Linked DNA regions of Homo sapiens: region 2 is linked to region 1. Evidence: chromatin loops called from intact Hi-C (ENCODE). Cell type or tissue: IMR-90. All regions are shown on one strand.

Region 1 (5,000 bases):
GCATGTAGCCCTCCTCCAGCAGGACCTTAATAAAACTTCCCTCCAGCCCCTGCCTCTTTGCAGGCAGCCTCTTCTCTGCTGTCCTGCCTGTTGCAATCTTGCCACGTATTTTCATACTTTCTCTAATAAATCTGCTTTTCTTTACCTACAACGGTCTTGGTAAATTCCTTTACTGTCTGCACCACTTGCCCCAGATAGTTACTACCCATGACAAAAAAGACTAGAGAGCAGGTTATGAACAGTACTGAAGGTGGCTTAAATCATATGAGTAACGTTCCTTAAGAAAACTGGAAAAATACATTTTCACACAAATGTAAACTATTTTATTAATGTACTTAGTTTGAAAATACTCTTTTCATAATTAAATATAATACATAAAATCCCCACTTAAATGTTCTAAACTTACTATTTTAACTTAGGACCATTTTTTAGTAAACCTCTTTTAATGTTGCTTCACTTAAATCGTTTGTTTCTTTTTCTCCAGATGTTATGCTTCAAGTAATTGCAAAGATGTCATATTAAATTAGCCCCCTGTTTCAAAAGTGAAAACGTCCAGTGAGCAAAGACAAATGTTTATGGCAAATTGGTTAGTAAAATGCTGTCTCATGAGAACTGGACATTAAGCTGGAAACATTTAACATCTCCTTGGTCAATCTCAATTCTTCCTTCAGTCACTAAAAATTATTTTTAGTTTAATCACAACTCATCACACTGTACACATTGAGACTGCTACTTTACTCCTTTAATTAAAAACAAAAACAAGTAAATATATTTTTATTTGGCTTTGCTAAAAGAAACTGGTTTAGTTCTATCACTGTGTATCAGAATTCTACTTCAATCTCAGTGATTATAGTTTCTTGTCATTGAATCAGACTGTAGTGATTCTCAACCATAGATTTCAAAAAAATGCTTATAAATTAATGTAAATAAAGTGCTTAAAATAGTGTCAGAAATAATGCCTTATATAGTAAGAGCTATATAAGTACTTGCTATTATTACTACAGACCCCCTGGGCTCCACTGAAGACTAACTAAATCCAAATCTATGTGATTGCAGTGAGCAATCAGCATTGAGAAACATTGATCATACCATGTGCCAATGAAGCAAATTTAACAGCTTAAATGTCAGAAAACCTGACCAGCATCAATCTATGTACCACTGATTTAAAAAAAAAATCTACCATTTTCTAGGCACTGTGCATGCCAAAGACATTGAAAATGACTAAGACAATCTTTTCCCTCAAGCAAGTAGCAATCAGTTAGATTAAATAGACCATGGCCCAATAAATACAGAGTAATTCTTTAAGGGTAAGAATAGTGATATTAACTAAGGGTGTGGGCCAAAGAAAGCATCAGTCAATTCTACTTGATAAAGTAAGGAAGGCTCCCAAGGAGAGAGAAATTTGAAGTGACCCTGAAAGGATTAATGAAGTTGCATTGGGTGGAAAATGGAGGGAAAGACACAGAAAGAAAGGGAAATCACATAGTGTTTAAGAATTATTAAGTAAAATTTTAAGCAGAAGATGTGATGAGGGTGAAGCTGCATAGATTAGAAGGGCTTGAAAACTGGGCCAAGAAATTGTGATGTTTTTCTGTAGGCAAAGGGGAACCAAAGACACATTTTAAGAAAAGGAGTAATATGATCATATCTGCAACTTATATCTCTCTGTCTTCATGTATCAAGAGCAGCAATAAACACACCCATACAGACTTAGGCCCTCACACGATTGTGCTAGATAGACAGAACCTGGGTTTGAACCTCAGCCCATCTCATTTACATGACAGAGCTCTAGCCTAAAATATAAGAAAGCAAAGCAAGTCGGACGTTCTTAGTTTTGTGGAACTTGAAAATCTAGATCTTCCAGTCATTTAAGAAGAGGATGAACCAAAAAGCCTTCCAAGGACCCTTAACTGTCAACATTGGCTAAAAATTTCTCCTTTCTAAAGGGAAAATAATGAAAACTGTATTCTCCAGAAAATCATAGATCTCTTTATGCTGTGAGGAAAGTTTTAAAGACACAGCAAGCATAATATTGCCAGGAAAAAAATAATCTAGGATATTCTTGGATGTTGTCTCCAGATGTTGAGTTTTAATTCTACCCTGATTTAAACAGTGAACTATTAAAATATGGAAAATATGACTATAATTTATGTTCTTCCATCTAAAGACTCAGGGGATTTCTTATTTTGTTATTAGAAGGGAGCAAAGCTATTGTTTTAAGTATGACAAAAGCCCACATCTGCTCTTGTGCAAGTTACTCCTGGCTGCATCAGGCTTTCTAAGCATTGACTGTGGATGTGCGTGCAGCCGCACCCTCTCCTGGAATTCCTATTGGTCTCCTCCTTGTCCTAAGCTGCTGCTCAGAAGCTCACCGTAAAGGAAACTATGTTGCTGCCATTTGACGTCAAAGCGCATCGATAACTGATTCAGTAATTGGCAACTACTCCTCTATCAATGTGTATGCACATGGAGACTTGGACTGTCAGATAAGGGTAAGTGACTAAATTTTTATCATTGCAATATGCACTGCTAAAGATAAATAGTGTTTACTGGCCCTCTAAAAGAGTAGTCTTGACTTGGAAAAGGAAAATGGTTTCATCTGATCTTAACATGTAAACACTCAGAATAAACCTCAGCAGAAATGCTCACTTTCAGAGTTTTAGACAAGGCTATTCCAAGGCCAGAAATTTATTTCTGCATACAGCAAAGGCCAGTTTCCTGTTTCATGCTCTATATACAGACATCCTCAACAAATAATACCTGATGGAGATCCCTGTCTGTTTCTGAGAAACAAAGTGTTAAGACTGACATGGGTCAGTGAAATCATTTTTTGCTCTAGATCATGCCCAAGAAGAAGAGGATATTAAGTCTCTCTCCCAGGATTTGAAATCTGTCCTGAATCCGTGGCCCAAGCAGATGCTGGTATGCTGCTTGGTATTTGGGGATTTCTTGCTGATGAATATGATATTTGCTTGGCTGCAAAGAGAAACCAGAGAAAAATAAAGAAGTGCTTTTGTTGGTAACATATTGTGGGTTCAGAATGGTGCTTTAGTGACTCACTTGAAAAAAAATGTGGTAGGAAACTAAATTCAACCCCATGACAGAGTGCTATGGCTTTTGTTTAACAATAACTCCAGCCAACTCACTGATGAAGATGCTTTTTATATAGGCTGGTTTTACATGATTCCAAAATATCTAGTAAATTTAATTCTAAAATTTAGCTCAATAATCTGGCTATTTTGCTTGAGAAATGTTAAACCTGAAGTAAACTGCTTTGGACAAATAATATATAAAACAAACATTCTGAGTAACAGATTAATTGATTAATGAATAGTGGCCTGAAATTTTGGGATGCTTTGGTGTTGTATTAGTCTGTTCTCACATTGCTATGAAGAAATACTCAAAACTGGATAATTTATAAAGGAAAGAAGTTTAATTGACTCACAGTTCTGCATTGCTGGGGAGGCCTCGGAAAACTTACAATCATGGCGGAAGGCAAAGAGAAAGCACCTTCTTCACAGGGAAGCAGGACAGAGTGAGTGCAAGCAAGAGAAATGCCAGACGCTTATAAAACCATCAGATCTTATGAGACTCACTCACTATCACGAGAACAGCATGGGGGAAACTACCCCCATGATCTAATTACCTATACCTCATCCTGCCCTTGACACACGAAGATTATGGGGAGTATAAGGATTATAATTCAAGATGAGATTTTGGGTGAGGACACAGCCAAACCATGTCAGGTTTTTTATAAACAGATTTATACAGCTGACTCTTCCTGGAACCCACCACCTTATTATCATCTCTGCTTCTTGGCCTCTAGGTTAGACAATATATTTCTCAACCAGAACAGCCCCATTGTCACTGGAATGGAGGAGGAGCTGGGTAGGAGGGTATAAGTGACCATCTCAGAGCCATGACCTCCCTCACTGAGGCATTCTGTCACTCACTTAGTTTGTTTTTGGTCTTGTTAAAATCGCTTTATTAGAGTCTTCATTATGGTCTGACGTTTTTCTTTATATTAATGCATCTTCCACAGCCACAATTCATGACATCTGCATTTCTATCTGCACACTTACCCACCTCTGTTACCTTCATCTGATAGAGCATTTTATTCCATCTTCATCTTTCAAACATTATTCAGATTTTAAGGTCAAGCTCAAAGCTATTTCTTCTATAAAGAAACGTATGCCTTCCCTCTTGTTTCATGCAATGGTTCCATTAAAACTATATTTATAGTTTTATTATAGCACATTCTGACTGTGTTATGATTCTTTGTGTCCATGTCTGTGCCACCACTAAATTGTTAGCTCCTTGAGCACTGCACTTCTGTTTACTCATAGGGACCCATTCCTCTTCAATTTCATATTTCTATACCAAGCTCAGTTATTCAGCTAGTAGGTAACACATTTTTTAATTTGATGATGCCCACATCCTTCAAATAAATGTATCAGATGACAAAGTGGTGTGGGGGTAGTGGGAAAGAAAGAAGGAAATGAGGGAAAACAAAGAAAGAGACAATGTCAAATTGGAAATTCAACCTGATTTAACATCTAATACATAATTACTCATGTTGGCAAACACCATAAGGAAAAACTCAAACATGATCACTCCACATGTTTTCCTTTAATGTATTTATTCATGCACAAACAATATCAAGGTTTCCTATGATTAAAACATGGATGTTTCTACTTGGCTTCCTTTTGGACACACTGCTTCAGAACAAACCAAGTCTGATTAATAAAGTAAATCTTCTCACTATGCCTTAACAATAACCCCATCCCTTGTTTTAAAACAATAATTTGCTGTCTAAATACTATACTTCCCTCAAGGAAATGAAAGGAGAAGACAGAGCCAGTGCACACTAATATAAAACAGCACCACAAGTTAAAATACAATTCACATCAGCATGGAAATTACTGAGTGGGTGGTTACTGCTACAAAATAAAAGGACATAGTAATCAGAAATGAACTACCTATACCATAGGAGTGAAACT
Region 2 (5,000 bases), 120 kb after region 1:
AACACATTATGTACAAAGGGAAAAAAATATGAACAACTGCAGACTTTTTGTCAAGAAGTAGGCAAGCAGAACACAGTGGTATAACATCTTCAAAGATTTGAAGAAAATTGTAAGCCTAGAATTCTATAGTATGTAAAATTATCTTAGCAAATGAAGATTTAATAAAGATATTTTCAGACCAAAAGAACAAAAATTAAAAGCTGAAAAGAATTTATTGTCATCAGTCAGGCACAAAAAGAAATATTAAAGGAAATATTCAGGCAGAATGAAAATTAGAAACTAAAATCTATAGGAAAGAATGAAAAATGCTGCAAATAGTAAACATGTGGATAAATGTAAAGTCTTTTAAAATTATTTTTCTCATTTGCCAATTTCTTTAAAATATAATTGTTCAAGCAAAAATAATAGCAATGTATCTTGGGGTTTATAACACGTACAAGTAAAATGTATGACTATAATAGCAAAAAGGTTGGAATGGGGAAAATGAAAATACACTACTATAATATTCTTACACTATATATAAAGTGTTATAGTATTATTGTTGGAAGATAGACTAGAGTAAGTTGAATATGGGTACTCCAAACCTTAAAACAGCCATTAAAAAACAAAAAACAAATCCAAGAATTAGCGCTAATAAACCTTAAAAGTGAAAGAACAAAGTAAAATATACCATTTAGGCCTAAGCAGAAGAAAGCTAAAACAGCTATATTAATTTCAGATGAAGGTCATTTTTAGAATGAATGAAAAATGTTACCAGGAATAAAGATGGACATTTTATAATCATAAAGGTATTTATTCATCTAGAGAATGTAATCCTAAATGTTTGCATATCTAATAAATATACAAATACATTAGAATTCTAAAGTATATGAAGCAAATATTAATGGAACTGAGAAAAGAAATATAAAAATCCAAAATTATAGTTTAAAGATTTTAGAAGTTTTCTCTCAGCAACTGATGGTAGAACGATCATACAGAAAATCAATAGGTTATACAAGATGTGGACAACACTATCAACCAACTTAATCTAACAGATATTTATAGTATACTCTCTCACACAACAGTAGAATACACAATTTTTCAGGTAAACACTTAGCATTTACAAAATAAACTATATTCTGGGCCATAAACATGTCTCAGTACATTTTTTAAAGATTAAATTTGTATAAAGTGTGTTCTCTGACCACAAGATAATTAAACTAGAAATTAATAACAGAAAGATATTTTTTAATCCCCACATCTTTAGAAATTTAAAAAGCTGCTTCCAAATAACCCATGGGTCAAAGAAGACATCACATGGAAAATTTACAAGCATTTTTAACTTAATGGAAATGAAAATACATAATATTAACATTTATGGGAGGCAGCTAAAGCAGTGCTTACAGGAAAATTTATAGCATTGTATGATTATATTAGAAAAGAAGTTCTGAATCAATGATCTAAGCTTCCATCTTAATATGCTAGAAGGAGAATGCAAGTTAAACCCAAATAAAAGAGAAGAAGACAATAATAAAGGTAAGAGCAAAGGAAAACAGAAAAACAATAAAATAAATGAAGCTAAGTCCCAGTTTTTAGAAACAACTATTCCCAGCCCAAGATAGCCAAATGAATTCAACATCCTATAGAGTGCAGTATCAAATCATCTTCATACGAGCATTATTATTAAATACAAAAACATCCTCGGTCATAGGGAGACAACATTCTTACTAGAAAACATTTTTCTTCCTGTTCACAGAAAACCTGGCAGATATAAGAAGACTCTCTCTACCTAGCCTGACAGCAAAGTGTGGTGATTAGGCAAATGAAGCTGTATTTAGAACACTACTCTGCTAAGTATGAGTTGAGAGGAAAAGCTCAGTCTGCACCAGACCCATGTCAGCAATAAGTCTTTGCCAGTAAAATTTGAAATGAAACATAAAAGTCAGTTTTGGTTTTTTATCTTAGACACAAAGTTGAAAAAAATATTACCCTCAGCCTCTGTGCAAAGAAAGCTTCTTGCTTTGAAAACAACTTAGAGAGATGTTACATTTGTCTCATTTATTTTTTAAAACTGAGAGAAAGTTTTCATTTCACAACATTATCCCCCTTTCCAAATACAAAACACAGCATGATAAACATTAAGAAAAGTATACTATCATGAGAACAACTGATGTTGTAGTTGTAAGAACCTTGCAGACGATCATGGTAAAGTGATCAGATGTCTTAGGTTTCATTGTCATCAGCTGCTGTGGTGACTAAGTGTTCAAAACTGTTGGTCCTCCTCTAGAACAAAATAACCTTTTTTCACACATGCTATTTTAGATCTTTCCGTTAAATACTGCTTGTGAAATGACTTATTATCAGATACTCCAGATGTAATTCCTTTCCTGACCACACATAGTTTACTCTGAAAAATGCTGTAAAGAGCAAATTCATTGAATCTATATTTCTTCAGTTGAAAAAACCAAGCTGTTACAATTTCTCAGTGATGTGTGGTGGTTGCATCTGTAACAGTTCATAACCAAAGGAAAATTTGGCAGCTCAGTGGTTGCACAATTCATACTTAACCATTGGATAAATTAAGTATTTTAGTCTTGAATTCCAGTGTGGCCTAAGGAATGTTAGTTGTCTTTTTTTCCAAAACTGTGGTATACATACAACCTAGTTAAGTCCCTTACACAGGGCTTAGTCATTATCCCCTGTATATTTGGAGAATGTTTTGTGTGTGGCAAATTAGTGTAAAGTCATCTTTGTTTGGTTTCTTCCAAGCTGTAATTCATTAAATTCTCTATCAGTGAGCTGTTCCACTTCTTCAGTCTGGGAAAAGTCTTTTTCAGACAGTCATCTATAATTTTGGCCATTCCTCTTCTTTGCATTAGTACAATTTAATAAGTCATGAAACACCACAGAGGGGTACATCCACACCAAGCAGCTTCAAAGCCAGAAAGACTATGACAAGCTTTCCTTGGACTCTTTTCCGCTCTCTATTCCAGATCCCATGGCTTTCCATGCTAGGAACCTAGCAATGGCACCATTAACTCCTGAAAGGAAAAGTCCTCCTGTCAACCTGAGAAATTACCCAAAAATACCCTTTGCTAAAAAATTCTAATTGCTTTCTGTAGTCCAATACACAATTTGACATGCCAGGAGACCATGTTGCAATATCTTTTGAGGCTGAAAGAAGGAAACTCAATGAAAGAATTCTACATGAGGTGTCAATGTATCACTAATGTGAATAAATCAAATTAAATATTTCAAGAATGGGGGTCTTATGGTTAAAAATAGTATTAAAAATAAACATTAACGCATGAAACATAAACTTAGATTTTTAAAGTTTTGAATATTTATAAAATTGGATGCAAATAGCCAAATTAATTATGTAATGAAATTATATAATATCAAATGATGTAGTTGCATTAATCTGGGTTATATTACCAAAAACTAGGAAGCAATTATAAGAATGAGAAATGGGTTAGGGAAAGAATAAAAATATGCAGTATTCTTTAAAACACTCCTTTCAGTCTTGACATCAGAAAGAACTTTAGAGACCTTTAACTTAAAAGCGTGCTTTGAAGTTTAAAGGCATCACAAGAACAGTTTCAAATGCAATAAGAATTCTGGCTCAAGAGGACTCTGGGTAGTAATTCCAAAATCATCCTCTCAACTTCTCACTAAATAGCTTCTGAAAACAAAAATAAATAAAAATTCTTGATAACACTGAAAACAAAGGCTGAAAGACAGTCAGAATCTGGGAGGATTTAGTATTAGCTAAAAGACAGTTGGCAGAACTATAGTTTCTGACACACTCTCACTTTATGCAACAAAATTTCTAAAAATTAATAGATAGATGTTTCATGCCTCTATCACCATACATTCACATCTCAGCATTCCAGAACTGATAGCAACTGGGACACTGCAAGTATCTCTCCCTACCATTTAAAGATGCTTTCTAAACCAGAGTATACTTTGCCCAACTCCAGATACTGAAAACTCCTGGAAAACAATCAGGCATGAAATCAAAGAAAATTTCTGAATGCAGCACATCTTCTGAGGCAAGCAGTACCCATACATAAAGAGCTTGGGTAAGAAAGAATGGAGGTGCAATGCATCACTATAATATAATTTGTCAGACACTGTTATAAGTTCAGATGAACAAGAAACTAATTAGTAGGTGAAAGGATAAAGAAAAAGACTCAGCAAGAATAGAGCAGAGATATATTCTACAAAATCAACCTATATAGTAATTGGTGACTAATTCAAGAGATGTGGAGATTAAATATGGCTTAAAGCTATAGATTTGAACAGTGGTGAGAATACAGTGGGATAACTATGTAACCCAAATGGTTCCACCAAGTTACACAATGGGTGGGGAAGGGGGAAGACTAAGAAGAAAGCAATATAGGATGTTAGCAAGATGGTGGAATAAGAGGTTCCAACCCATATCGCCTTCAAGAGAAACACCAAATTTCTCAACCAATCACAGACTAGAATATCTTTGTTAGAGCCTGTATTAGTCTGTTTTCACACTGCTATAAAAATACTACCTGAGACTGGGTAATTTATGAACAAAACAGGTTTAATTGACTCACAGTTTCACATGGCTGAGGAGGCCTCAGGAAACTTACAATCATGGTGTAAGGTTAAGGGAAAGCAAGGCACTTTCTTCGCAAGGTGGCAGGATAGAGAGAGAGAGCATAGGGAACACTACCACTTTTAAACCAGTAGATCTTGTGAGAACTCCTTGCTATCATAAGAATAGCATGGCAGAAACCACGCCCATGATACAATCATCACCCACCAGGTCTCTCCCTCGACATGTGGGGATTACAATTGGATTATAATTTTGGGTGGGGACACAGAGCCAAACCATATTATTCCACGCCTAACCCCTCAAAAATTTCATGTCCCTTTCACATTTCAAAGTCAATCATGCCTTCCCAACAGTCCCCCAAAGTCTTAACTCATTTCAGCAGTAACTCAAATGTTGAAGTCCAAAGTCTCATCTGAGACAAGCAAAGTCC

Evidence for each region. A loop is a pair of places that touch in the nucleus more often than their neighbours do. Peaks named below come from ENCODE experiments on the same cell type or tissue, not always from the same donor. Only the 100,000 strongest peaks of a DNase experiment are listed, where the experiment ranks them.
Region 2: it touches region 1 in a loop (6-fold over the local background); 3 of 110 quality-filtered maps call a loop at or near these places.

What each region holds. Positions count from the first base shown.
Region 1 is chr6:80,546,022-80,551,021 of GRCh38, reverse strand. All of the region lies in intron 1 of LOC112267962 (a long non-coding RNA gene), which reads right to left. It overlaps LOC105377869 (a long non-coding RNA gene), which reads left to right and starts at 2,345. Exons shown (of 3, transcript XR_942720.3): 1 at 2,345-2,492. RefSeq lists an enhancer at 1,973-3,172. In IMR-90, no CTCF peak of the experiment used is centred here; a DNase peak (open chromatin) is centred at 3,021; H3K27ac peaks cover 1,157 bases.
Region 2 is chr6:80,422,858-80,427,857 of GRCh38, reverse strand. It overlaps a transcript of BCKDHB not described here. Among named protein-coding and RNA genes, the nearest start is that of BCKDHB, 320 kb to the right of the region's middle. In IMR-90, a CTCF peak has its summit at 2,370; a DNase peak (open chromatin) is centred at 2,577; H3K27ac peaks cover 975 bases.